Regions from separate parts of the Homo sapiens genome. Here region 2 is linked to region 1. Evidence: read pairs that join two places in POLR2A ChIA-PET (ENCODE). Cell type or tissue: HCT116. All regions are shown on one strand. Links, peaks and the distances in the headings refer to the core of each region. The heading gives the core; the rest is flanking DNA.

Evidence for each region. ChIA-PET counts read pairs that join two places held together with the same protein. Peaks named below come from ENCODE experiments on the same cell type or tissue, not always from the same donor. Only the 100,000 strongest peaks of a DNase experiment are listed, where the experiment ranks them.
Region 2: POLR2A ChIA-PET joins it to region 1 with 5 read pairs; 1 of 35 experiments calls an interaction of 5 or more read pairs at or near these places.

The regions. Positions count from the first base shown.
Region 1 is chr19:34,552,604-34,557,982 of GRCh38, reverse strand. It overlaps LOC105372374 (a long non-coding RNA gene), which reads right to left and starts at 2,489. Exons shown (of 4, transcript XR_935923.3): 1 at 2,137-2,489; 2 at 1,980-2,048; 3 at 1,511-1,557. It also overlaps the pseudogene ZNF807P. In HCT116, for the core only: CTCF peaks have their summits at 1,208 (motif pointing left) and 2,352 (motif pointing right); DNase peaks (open chromatin) are centred at 1,182 and 2,342; H3K27me3 peaks cover 1,450 bases.
Region 2 is chr19:35,053,298-35,058,676 of GRCh38, reverse strand. All of the region lies in intron 4 of HPN (hepsin), which reads right to left. Among named protein-coding and RNA genes, the nearest start is that of HPN, 14 kb to the right of the region's middle. In HCT116, for the core only: a CTCF peak has its summit at 2,819; a DNase peak (open chromatin) is centred at 2,806.

The DNA.
Region 1 (5,379 bases), core at 55-5,054:
CCTCACTGATGGAGTCCATGCTCCAGACTCACCGGCCCACCTGGGATGATTGTCAGCAACGCCTTTTAACCCTCTTCATCTCTGAAGAGAGGAATTGTATCCGAAGAGAAGCCAGAAAGTATTTCCTTACATCAGCTGATAGACCAGAGGGGGAAGCCCAAAACCTCGTTAAGGAGGTTTTTCCCTCTACCCGGCCTAATTGGGATCCTAACTCCTCGGGTGGGAGGAGGGCTTTAGATGATTTTCACCGGTATCTCCTTGTGGGCCTCAAGGGAGCCGCTCAAAAACCCATAAATCTGTCTGAGACAACTGAAGTTGTCCAGGGGCCTGATGAACCTGGAACACTTTTAGAAAGTCTCCAGGAGGCCTATCAAACTTACACCCCTTTTGACCCGGCAGCTCCCAAGAATAGCCGTGCTATTAATTTGGTGTTTGTGGCTCAGGCAGCTACTGATAGTAAAAGAAAATTACAAAAGCCGGAGGGATTTGCTGGAATGAACAATAGCCAGCTTTTAGAAGTAGCCCAGAAAGTTTTTGACAATCGAGAGTCTGAAAAACGAAAACAGGCAGCTGAGGCAGCTGAAAAAGCTGCTGATAAAGCATCCAAAAGACAAGCAAAAATCTTAGTGGTGGCCATCCAGGAAGCCAAAAAGTAAGGGCCCCCATCACAGAGGAATAGCCAGGGAACCCCGGGTCCCAGCCAAAAGGGCAAGAAAGGTGAGCGGGCTCCCCTGGAGAAAAACCAATGTGCTTATTGCAAGCAGATAGGACACTGGAAGAAGGAATGCCCATTAAAGCCAGAGCAAAAACCAGAAAAGAAAAAGGTCCTCACCCTCCCCACAGCGGAGGAGTCTGATGACTGATGGGACTGGGGCTCCCTTTCACTTGGCCCCCAGGAGCCCATGGTGACCGCTACAGTGGGGGGCCAGCATGTATACTTCCTAATAGATACTGAGGTGGAACACTCAGTACTGCAGACACCCTTAGGCAGTGTCTCTAATAAAAGAGTAGCTGTACAAGGGGCAACAGGAGCTATTCAGGAATATCCTGTCACCCACTCATGATAAGTGAGTTTAGGAAAGAAAAGAGTAACTCACTCATTTCTTGTAGTCCCAGAGTGCCCCCTTCCCCTTCTCAGATGAGACCTGCTCCATAAGTTACAGGCTTCTATCTCTCAGCCCAGCAGGCTCACTTCACGTTAGGGGACACAACGCCCCCTACTGCCCAACTCCTGCTAACTACCCCTCTGTCAGAGGAATATCTTTTGGTTTCACCATCACAACCATTGGAGAATAAAACAAATTCTCTCCTCCTATTAGACCTACAGACTGTTTCCTCGAGTCTGGGCTGAGTCAAACCCCCTGGGATAAGCAAAGCATCATCTGCCAGTAGTTGTAGAACTTCTGGCCACTGCCCTGCCAGTCCAGATAAAACAGTATCCTATGAGTCAGCAGGCTAGAGAGGGGATAAATCTCCATATTCAGTGACTGCTACAAGCTGGCATACTCACACCATGTCAATCCACCTGGAATACTCCATTTTTGCCGGTCCAGAAACCTGGAACAAATGATTACCAGCCTGTGCAGGACTTGAGGGAGGTTAACAAGTGGACAGTTACCATCCATCCAACTGTCCACAATGCTTATACTTTACTCAGCCTGCTCCCACCAGAACATACAGTATACACTGTCCTTGACTTAAAGGATGCCTTCTTTGCTATTCCTCTGGCCCCCAAAAGCCAACCTATCTTTGCTTTTGAATGGACAGATCCTGGCTCAGGAGATACCACCCAATTAACTTGGACTCAGTTACCTCAAGGCTTTAAAAATTCCCCCATCCTTTTTGGGGAAGCCCTCCAACAGGATCTTATACCATTCTGAGCCAGTCACCCCAATTGTACTATTCTTCAGTATGTAGATGACTTATTGGCTACTGAAACTACTGACAGCTGCCTGCAACATACTAGGGACCTACTTTACCTCCTTCAGGTGCTCAGGTATTGGATCTCGGCCAAAAAGGCCCAGCTTTGTCTTCTTAGAGTGTCCTACCTAAGGTACAAGATAAAGAAAGGAAAAAGGGCACTCACCAGTGTGAAGCCATCCTGTGAATCCCCACTCCCACCACCAAGAGACAGACCTTACTATACCTGTCCATGACTGCCAAGAACCGTTGGAGACTACGGAATCTGGCCGACCTGATCTCCAAGAGGTATCTTTAAAGGAGGCAGAAGCCACCGTGTTTAGAGATGGTAGCAGCTTCCTTGAGCAGGGAGTTCAAAAGGCTGGTGCTGCCATCACTACAGAGATGGATATACTGTAGGCCCAAGCACTGCCAGCAGGTGGCTGTAATTCACTGCAAAGGACATCAAAAAGAAGACATGGCCATTGCCCATGGTAACCAAAAAGCAGACTCTACAGCCTAGGAGGCAGCTCGTCTCCCTGTTGCACCTCTGACCCTGCTGCCTGCAGTGTCCTTTCTGCAACCTGACTTGCCAGATCACCCAAAATATTCCCCAGAGGAGGAAAAACAGGCTTCGGATCTTCAGGCCAGTAAAAATCAGGAAGTCTCTCCAACAGGTACAAGACATCATCCAGCCGCTTGTCCGGGGAGCTCACCCCAATCCAGTTCCTGACTAGACGGGGCCCTACCACTCTTTCCAGCCGGGTGACCTCATGTACATTAAAAAGTTCCAGAAAGGACTCATTCCTGCCTGAAAAGGACCTCATACTGTCATCCTCACCACACCAACGGCTCTGAAAGTAGATGGCATTCCAGCTTGGATTCATCAATCTCACATCAAAAAGGACAACAGAGCCCAACAAGAAACATGGGTCCCCAAGCCTGGGCCAGGCCCCTTAAAACTGCCCCTAAGTCAAGTGAAGCCATCAGATTAATTCTTTTTATTTACCTCTATTGTTTGTTTCCACCTATTATGCCTTCTGCCCCATCCTACTCTTTCCTCCTCACTTCTTTCACAGCAGGATGTGTGTTTGCAAACACTACTTGGAAGGCAGGAATCTCAAGGAAGTCTCTTTTACAGTTGATTTATGTACTTTGTTCCCAGAGCCTGCCCATACCCATGAAGAACAATGCAATCTGCCAGTCATAGGAGCAGGTATCGTCGACTTTGCTGTGGAATTTGGACACTCCAGAAGCCAGACTGGATGTGGAAACTCCAAAGGTGCAGAAAAAGGACTTCAGAATGTTGACTTTTACCTCTGTCCTGGAAATCACCCTAACTCTAGTTGTCAAGATTCTTACCAGTTTTTCTGCCCTGACTGGACATGTGTAACTTTGGCCACCTACTCTGGGGCATCAACTCGATCTTCAACCCTTTCCATAGCTCGTGCTTCCCGTCCTAAGCTGTGTACTAGGAGAAATTGCAATCCTCTCACTATAAACATCCATAATCCTAATTTAGCTCAATGGTATTATGTCATGTCATAGGGATTAAGGCTTTATATCCCGGGATTTGATGTTGGAACTATGTTCACCATCCAAAAAAAATCCTCGTCTCATGGAGCCCTCCTAAGCCAATCAGGCCTTTAACTGATTTAGATGACCTTATGTTCCCAAAACATCCAGACAAGGTTGATTTAACTGTCCCACTGCCATTCCTGGTCCCCAAACCTCACCTGCAATGACAGCACCTCCAACCCAGCCTGATGTCCATTCTAGGTGGGGTACATCACCTCCTCAATCTCACCCAGCCTAAACTAGCCCAAGATTGTTGGTTGTGCCTAAAGGACAAACCCCCATATTATATTGGATTAGGAGTAGAAGCCGCACTTAAAATTGGCTCTCTTTCTTGTTGTACATGCCCCCATGCCCTCCCATTAGGAGATACGTCTGGAAACACTTCTTGTCTAATTAGCACCGGATATAACTTATCTGCTTCTCCCTTTCAGGCTACCTGTAATCAGTCTATGCTTACCTCCTTAAGCACCTCAGTCTCCTACCAGGCACCTAACAATACCTGGTTAGCCTGCACTTCAGGTCTCACTTGCCACATCAATGGAACTAAACCAGGACCTCTCCTGTGTGTGTTGGTTCATGTACTCCCCCAGGTCTACGTGTATAGTGGGCCAGAAGGATAACTTCTTATTGCTCCCCCTGAATTACATCCCAGGTTTTGCCGAGCCACCCCACTCCTTGTACCCCTCCTGGCTGGCCTTAGCATAGCTGGATCAGCAGCCATCAGCATGGCTGCCCTGGTTCAGGGAGAAACTGGACTAATGTCCCTGTCTCAACAAGTAGATGCTGATTTAAGCAATCTCCAATCAGCCATAAATATACTACATACCCAAGTAAAATCTCTAGCTGAAGTAGTTCTTCAAAACCGCCGAGGCTTAGATCTGCTATTTCTCTCCCAAGGAGGGTTATGTGCCACTCTAGGAGAGAGTTGTTGCTTCTGTGCCAATCAGTCTGGAGTCATAAAAGATACTCTCCAAAAAGTTTGAGAAAACCTAGACAGGCACCAGCAAGAACGAGAAAATAACACCCCCTGGTACCAAAGCATGTTTAACTGGAATCCATTGCTAACTACTCTAATCACTGGGTTAGCTGGACCCTTTCTCCCCTATTGTTAGGCTTAGTCTTTGAGCCTTGTATGTTAAATTGGTTTCTTAATTTTGTAAAACAACATATAGCTTCTGTCAAGCTTATGTACCTTAAAACCCAATATAACCCCCTGGTTATAACCGAGGAATCAATGGTTTGATTCCCCAAAAACACAAGTGGGGAATGTGATACCCAACCTTGTTTTAACCTGAATTGACTCTCCCTTAGCTGAGAGAGCCAGACAGACTCCATCTTGGCTCCTTCACTTACAGCCCCTTACCCACTCCCTTCCTCAAGGACTTGACTTGACTTGTGCAAGCAGATTCCCAACACATCCAAGGATGCAATTAACTGATAAGATACTGTGGAAAGCTATATCCGCAGTTCCTAGGAATTCATCTGGTTGATAACACCCAAAGCCCCGCATCTGTCACCCTGTGATAGATTTAAAGCCCCTGCACCTGGAACTGTTTGCTTTCCTGTAACCATTTATCCTTATAACTTTTTGCCTGCTTTACTTCTGTAAGATTGTTTTAACTAGACTCCCCCCCTCTCCTTTCTAAACCAAAGTAAAAAAGAAAATCTAGCCCCTTCTTTGGGGCCTAGAGAATTTTGAGCACTAGCCATCTCTCAGTCGCTGGCTAATAAAGGACACCTGAATTCGTCTCAGAGTGTGGTGTTTCTCTGTAACTCACTAGGTTACAACACGTGAGCCCTACAATTATTCCTGCTTACAGTGTAGAAGAAAAATAAGTATATATGGTGACCACCATGGGTATAATTTAGGTGGGATAATAGGAGAGAGGAGAGAGGCAAAGA
Region 2 (5,379 bases), core at 74-5,073, 500 kb before region 1:
CATAGCTATATGGAGTAGTATTATTATTACATAATATAATATTAATATATTGTTATAATATAATATTAATATATTGTTATAATATAATAATATATTATTATAATATAATATTAATATATTATTAGAATATAATACTAATATATTGTTATAATATAATATTAATATATTATTATTATTATATCAAACAGATTAACTCTCCTTCCAGAGTGATTTCTATCTTTTAAAATATGTATTTATTTGGGAGGCCGAGATGGGTGGATCACAAGGTCAGGAGTTCAAGACCAGCCTGGCCAAGATGATGAAACCTCGTCTCTATGAAAACTACAAAAATTAGCCAGGCATGATGGCAGGTGCCTGTAATCCCAGCTACTCGGGAGGCTGAGGCAGGAGAATTGCTTGAACCTGGGCAGCAGAGGTTGCAGTGAGCCAAGATCGTGCCACTGCACTCCAGTTTGGGCGACAGAGTGAGACTCCATCTCAAAAATATATATGTATTTATTTTATTTTTATTTATTTATTTTTTTGAGACGGAGTCTCACTCTGTTGTCCAGGCTGGTGTGCAGTGGTGCAATCTCAGCTCACTGCAACCTCTGCCTCCCGGGTTCAAGCGATTCTTCTGCCTCAGCCTCCCGAGTGGCTGGGATTACAGACATGCACCACCATGCCCAGCTAATTTTTTTGTATTTTAAGTAGAGATGGGGTTTCACCATGTTGGCCAGGCTAGTCTCAAACTCCTGACCTCAGGTGATCTGCCTGCCTCGGCCTCCCAAAGTGCTGCGATTATAGGTGTGAGCCACTGCACCCGGCCTTAAAATATGTATTTATTTTAATTGACAAAATTATATACATTGATGGTGTACAAGATGATGTGAAATATGTATACGTTGTGGAACGGCTAAATCAAGCTAATTAACACATGCACTACCCTTTGTGTGTGGTGAGAACACTTAAAATATCTTTTAGCAATGTTCAAGTATATAATATATTGTTATTAACTATAATCACCATGTTGTTCAATATATCTCTTGAACTTATTTTTCCTGTCTAATGGAAATTTTGAATTATTTGTCCAACAAGACATTTATATCTTTAAATTAAATAATATTTAATCATTTTGGTATAAATACTTCTCATTTCTTAAACTTACCCTTCTATGTTTTATGAAAAATAACTTTAATAATATAGTATAAATACATATCAATTTTTAATATCGGAATTCATTTCCCATCTGATAACTTTTTTTTTTTTTTTGAGACAGAGTCTCGCTCTGTCACCCAGGCTGGAATGCACTGGTGCAACCTTGGGTCACTGTAACCTCCGCCTCCCGGATTCAAGCCATTGTCCTGCCTCAGCCTCCCGAGTAGCTGGAGCTACAGACACATGCCACCACACTTGGCTAATTTTTTGTATTTTTAGTAGACACGGGGTTTCACCATGTTGGCCAGGCTGGTCTCGAACTCCTGACCTCAAGTGATCTGCCTGTCTTGGCCTCCCAAAGTGCTGGATGACAGGCGTGAGCTACTGCACCTGGCCCCCATCTGATAACATTTTAAAGCCCCTTGATACAGCCAGGTTTGAAGAACCTCTGTGACTGTCGGTTAAGTGAGTTAGTAAATCATATCCCCTTTTGTTTTTAGCCAGTTTATTTTTTCTTTTTGTCTTTTGTAGGCTGAAAACCTTTGACTAATACACCAGACTGCCAATCTTGACTATTGCCAGATTGATAATCAATATCCTATAGTCAGAAAGAAAAGAAGAGGGAAAGAAGGAAAGAAAGAAAGAAAACAATAATGCTCTTTTATGCAGGACTTGTCAGAGCCTTGGATATGCTAAAGTGCGTAATTCTCCAGGCAGAGGATGGAGTATTCATTCATTCACTCAGCAAGCGTTAACTGGACACATACTCCATGCCCAGTGAGGGGTGATCCTGGAGACACAGATGGCCGAGACAGTCCTGGGCTTTGCTTTCGGCAAACCACATTATAGGGGATAGGGAGACAGATGGCCATAAAATGTCACCCAGCCAAACACATCATTACAAATTGTGACATGAGGCAGGGCTGGGATATACGAGAAGGCTAGAGGGAGCTCCCGGGAGACTGTTCATGTCTGGGGCTGGTTGGGGGGCAATTTGTGGTGAGAACAGATGTCCCCTGAAACCCCTCAGTCTGTTCCCCACACACCTCAGAGGAACCTGTTAACACCTAAGTCAGGTCACAGACCCTGGGGTATTGATTTCTATTTACCAAACACTTTGTACCTGCCAGGCTCTATTTTAGGCAGTGAACAAATCACCACTGCAATGAACAAATCAGACAAAAACCCCGACCCCTGTGGAACTCAAAGCTCAGTAGGTGAGACAAATCAAGAAAGGGACAAATAAGTAGGATATATTATGTGTCACAAGATAGGAAGGGGCCACAGAGAAAAATAAAATGCCACCGAGGGAGGGGAGTGCCGGCATGGAGGGTGGGGTGAGGTTGCACTTTTCAGTCGCTGCAAGGAGAGCGTCCCTGGGAAGGTGGTGCAAGAACAAAGACCTGCAGGAGGTGAGAAAGTGTCAGGAGGTGTGTGAGATCAGCACGGAGACAGAGGGACTTGCAGATGCAAAGATCCCAAGGCTGGTGTGGGGGACTGGGGGGAGTGCTCCAGGAACAGTGGGAGGCCAGAGCAGAGTGAGCCAGGGAGGGGCAGATCAGGTGGGAGCTAGAAATAGAGCAACATCAGGGCTTTGCTGGCACCTGGTGTGAGGTGCAGCCAGGGGAGGGCCCTGACCTGACTCAGGTGGTCACCAGCTCCCTCTGGCTGCAAGTGGGGAACCAGCATGAGCCACTGTACCTGGCCCCCATCTGATAACATTTTAAAGCCTCTTGAGGCAGCCAGGTTTTAAGACCCTCCAGAATTGCCGGTTAAGTGAGTGAGTCATATCCCCTTTGTGGGATATGATTGGGGGGCAGGGATGGGAGCAGGGAGGCCAGGGAGGAGGCTCTGGGATGTCCAGAGGGGAGGGGAAGGGGGCTGGAGCAGGGTGGGGGCAGTGGACGGGGAGAAGAGTTCAGATTTTGGAGAGGTTCTGTAGGTGCAGCTGACAGGGTTTCCTGCAAGATCTGATTCATGGGTGACTGGAGGAACTGGGAGGGTAACCGAGGGGTTTGGCCTGAGCCTGAAAAGATGGGGCTGACAGAGATGGGGACGGAAGGAGCAGGTTCAGGGAGAGATCAGCTGTGAACCTCTTTGTCCTTTCCTTTCCTTCTCCCTGCCACTTTTTTTTTTCTTTTTTGAGACAGGGTCTCGCTCCACCACCCAGGCTGGAGTGCAGTGGCACGATCATAGCTCATTGCAGCCTCAACCTCCTGGGCTCAAACGATCCTCCCGCCTCAACCTCCCAAGTAGCTAGGACCACAGGGGCATACCACCACACCCTGCTAATTTGTTTATTTTTTTATGTTAGGATAAAGCTGAGTGACAATAGCCAGGTTAGAACCCAGCAAAGCCTGAGCTAAAAACGCCTTTTAAATTTATTTTTTTCTGTAGAGACAGGGTATTGCTATATTGTCCAGGCTGATCTCAAACTCCTGGCCTCAAGCAATCCTCCCACCTTGGCCTCCCAAAGTGCTGGGATGGCAGGTGTGAGCCACCATGTCTTTTTGTCCTTTTCTCAAGAGCCTCCTGCCTGGCCTGGGCTCTGAGAGCACATTCTGGGAAACCGAGTCAAATGAAAACTTGCTTTTGCATCCTCTTAGAAGGAACCTGGTGAGGCCACACACCAGCTGAGGGGTCTTCCCACAGCCCCGCAGGTTGGGACAAGGAGAAGCAAGACTTCCAAGTAGAACTCTCCCCAGCTGAGGACCTACTGTGTTCCTGGGGCTAGGCTACCTCTGCCCCACCATCAACCAAGGCCTCGTCGCACACCCCAGGAGCCACGAAGATCATCCCCAAATTCCAGACGGGGAAGCTGAGGCTCAGAGAGGTGGGGTGGCTTCCCCAACGTCACCAAATGCACGAGAAGCAGGGAGAGAGGATTCGAAATCAGGTCTGAGTGACTTCAAACCCCAAGCTTTTAACATTGCCCTGGACAGCCTCTCAAGAGACTTCCCCTCTGGAGGGTTAAACAACAGCACAGTAATAATAGCACTGGCTACGTTTACTGGGGGGTGTCAGTGGGCTGGCCCCATGCTATGCATCCTATCCAAGTGGCTCTCTGAATCCCACAACCATCCTCGGAGATAGTGACCACTTCGGTTTTTTTTTTTTTTTTTGAGACATAATCTTGCTCTGTTGCTCAGGCTGGAGTGCAGTGGCATGATCTCGGCTCACTGCAACCTCTGCCTCCCAGGTTCAAGCGATCCTCCTGCCTCAGCCTCCCGAGTAGCTGGGATTACAGGCACATGCTACTACACCTGGCTAACTTTTGTGTTCTTAGTAGAAACAGCGTTTCACCATGTTGGCCAGGCTGGTCTCAAACTTCTGGCCTCAGGTGATCCACCTGCCTTGGCCTCCCCAAGTGCTGGGATTACAGGCGTGAGCCACTGTGCCCAGCCAGTAGTGACCACTTCTATGCCCATCTTACAGATGGGAAAACTAAGCCTCAGAGGAATAAACTTGCCCAGAGGCACACGGCTAACCAGCAAAACCGGGACTTGAACCCAGACCAGCATATTCCCTGTTCCTTCTGTGGGTCTCATACAAACCCTTGCCTGTCTCCCTGCCTAATATATTCAGCTACGGCTGGCACTGAAAAGCCACCTGGCTGGCCTGCCTTAATGATGGCCTCCTGCTCTGGGGTTGGGGCAGGGAACGCCTGGCACCTCTGGCTGTGGGGTCCTCATCACCCCATGAATTCCAAGGCCAAGTCTCAGGGTTTGAAACACCAACTGGGGCGGGGAGGGGGGCGGATTCTTATTTTATTTTATTCTATTTTAAGTTTGTTTTGAGATGGAGTCTTGCTCTGTCTCCCAGGCTAGAGTGCAGTGGCACGATCTCAGCTCACTGCAACCTCTGCCTCCTGAGTTCAAGCGATTCTCATGCCTCAGCCTCCCAAATAGCTGGGATTACAGGCACCAGCCACCACGCCCGGCTAATTTTTGTATTTTTAGTAGAGATGGGGTTTTGCCATGTTGGCCAGGCTGGTCTCCTGACCTCAAGTGATCTGCCCATTTGGGCCTCCCAAAGTGCTGGGATTACAGGCGTGAGCCACCGCACCGGCCTGGCCTGCCTTAATTACGGTCTCCTGCTCTGGGGTTGGGGCAGGGAATGCCTGGCACCTCTAGCTGGGGGGTCCTCATCACCCCATGAAAGCCAAGGCTTGGAGTTTGAAACACCAGCTGGGGCAGGAAGAGGGGTGGATTCTTATTTTAAAATGACTGTTAACTGCTCTGG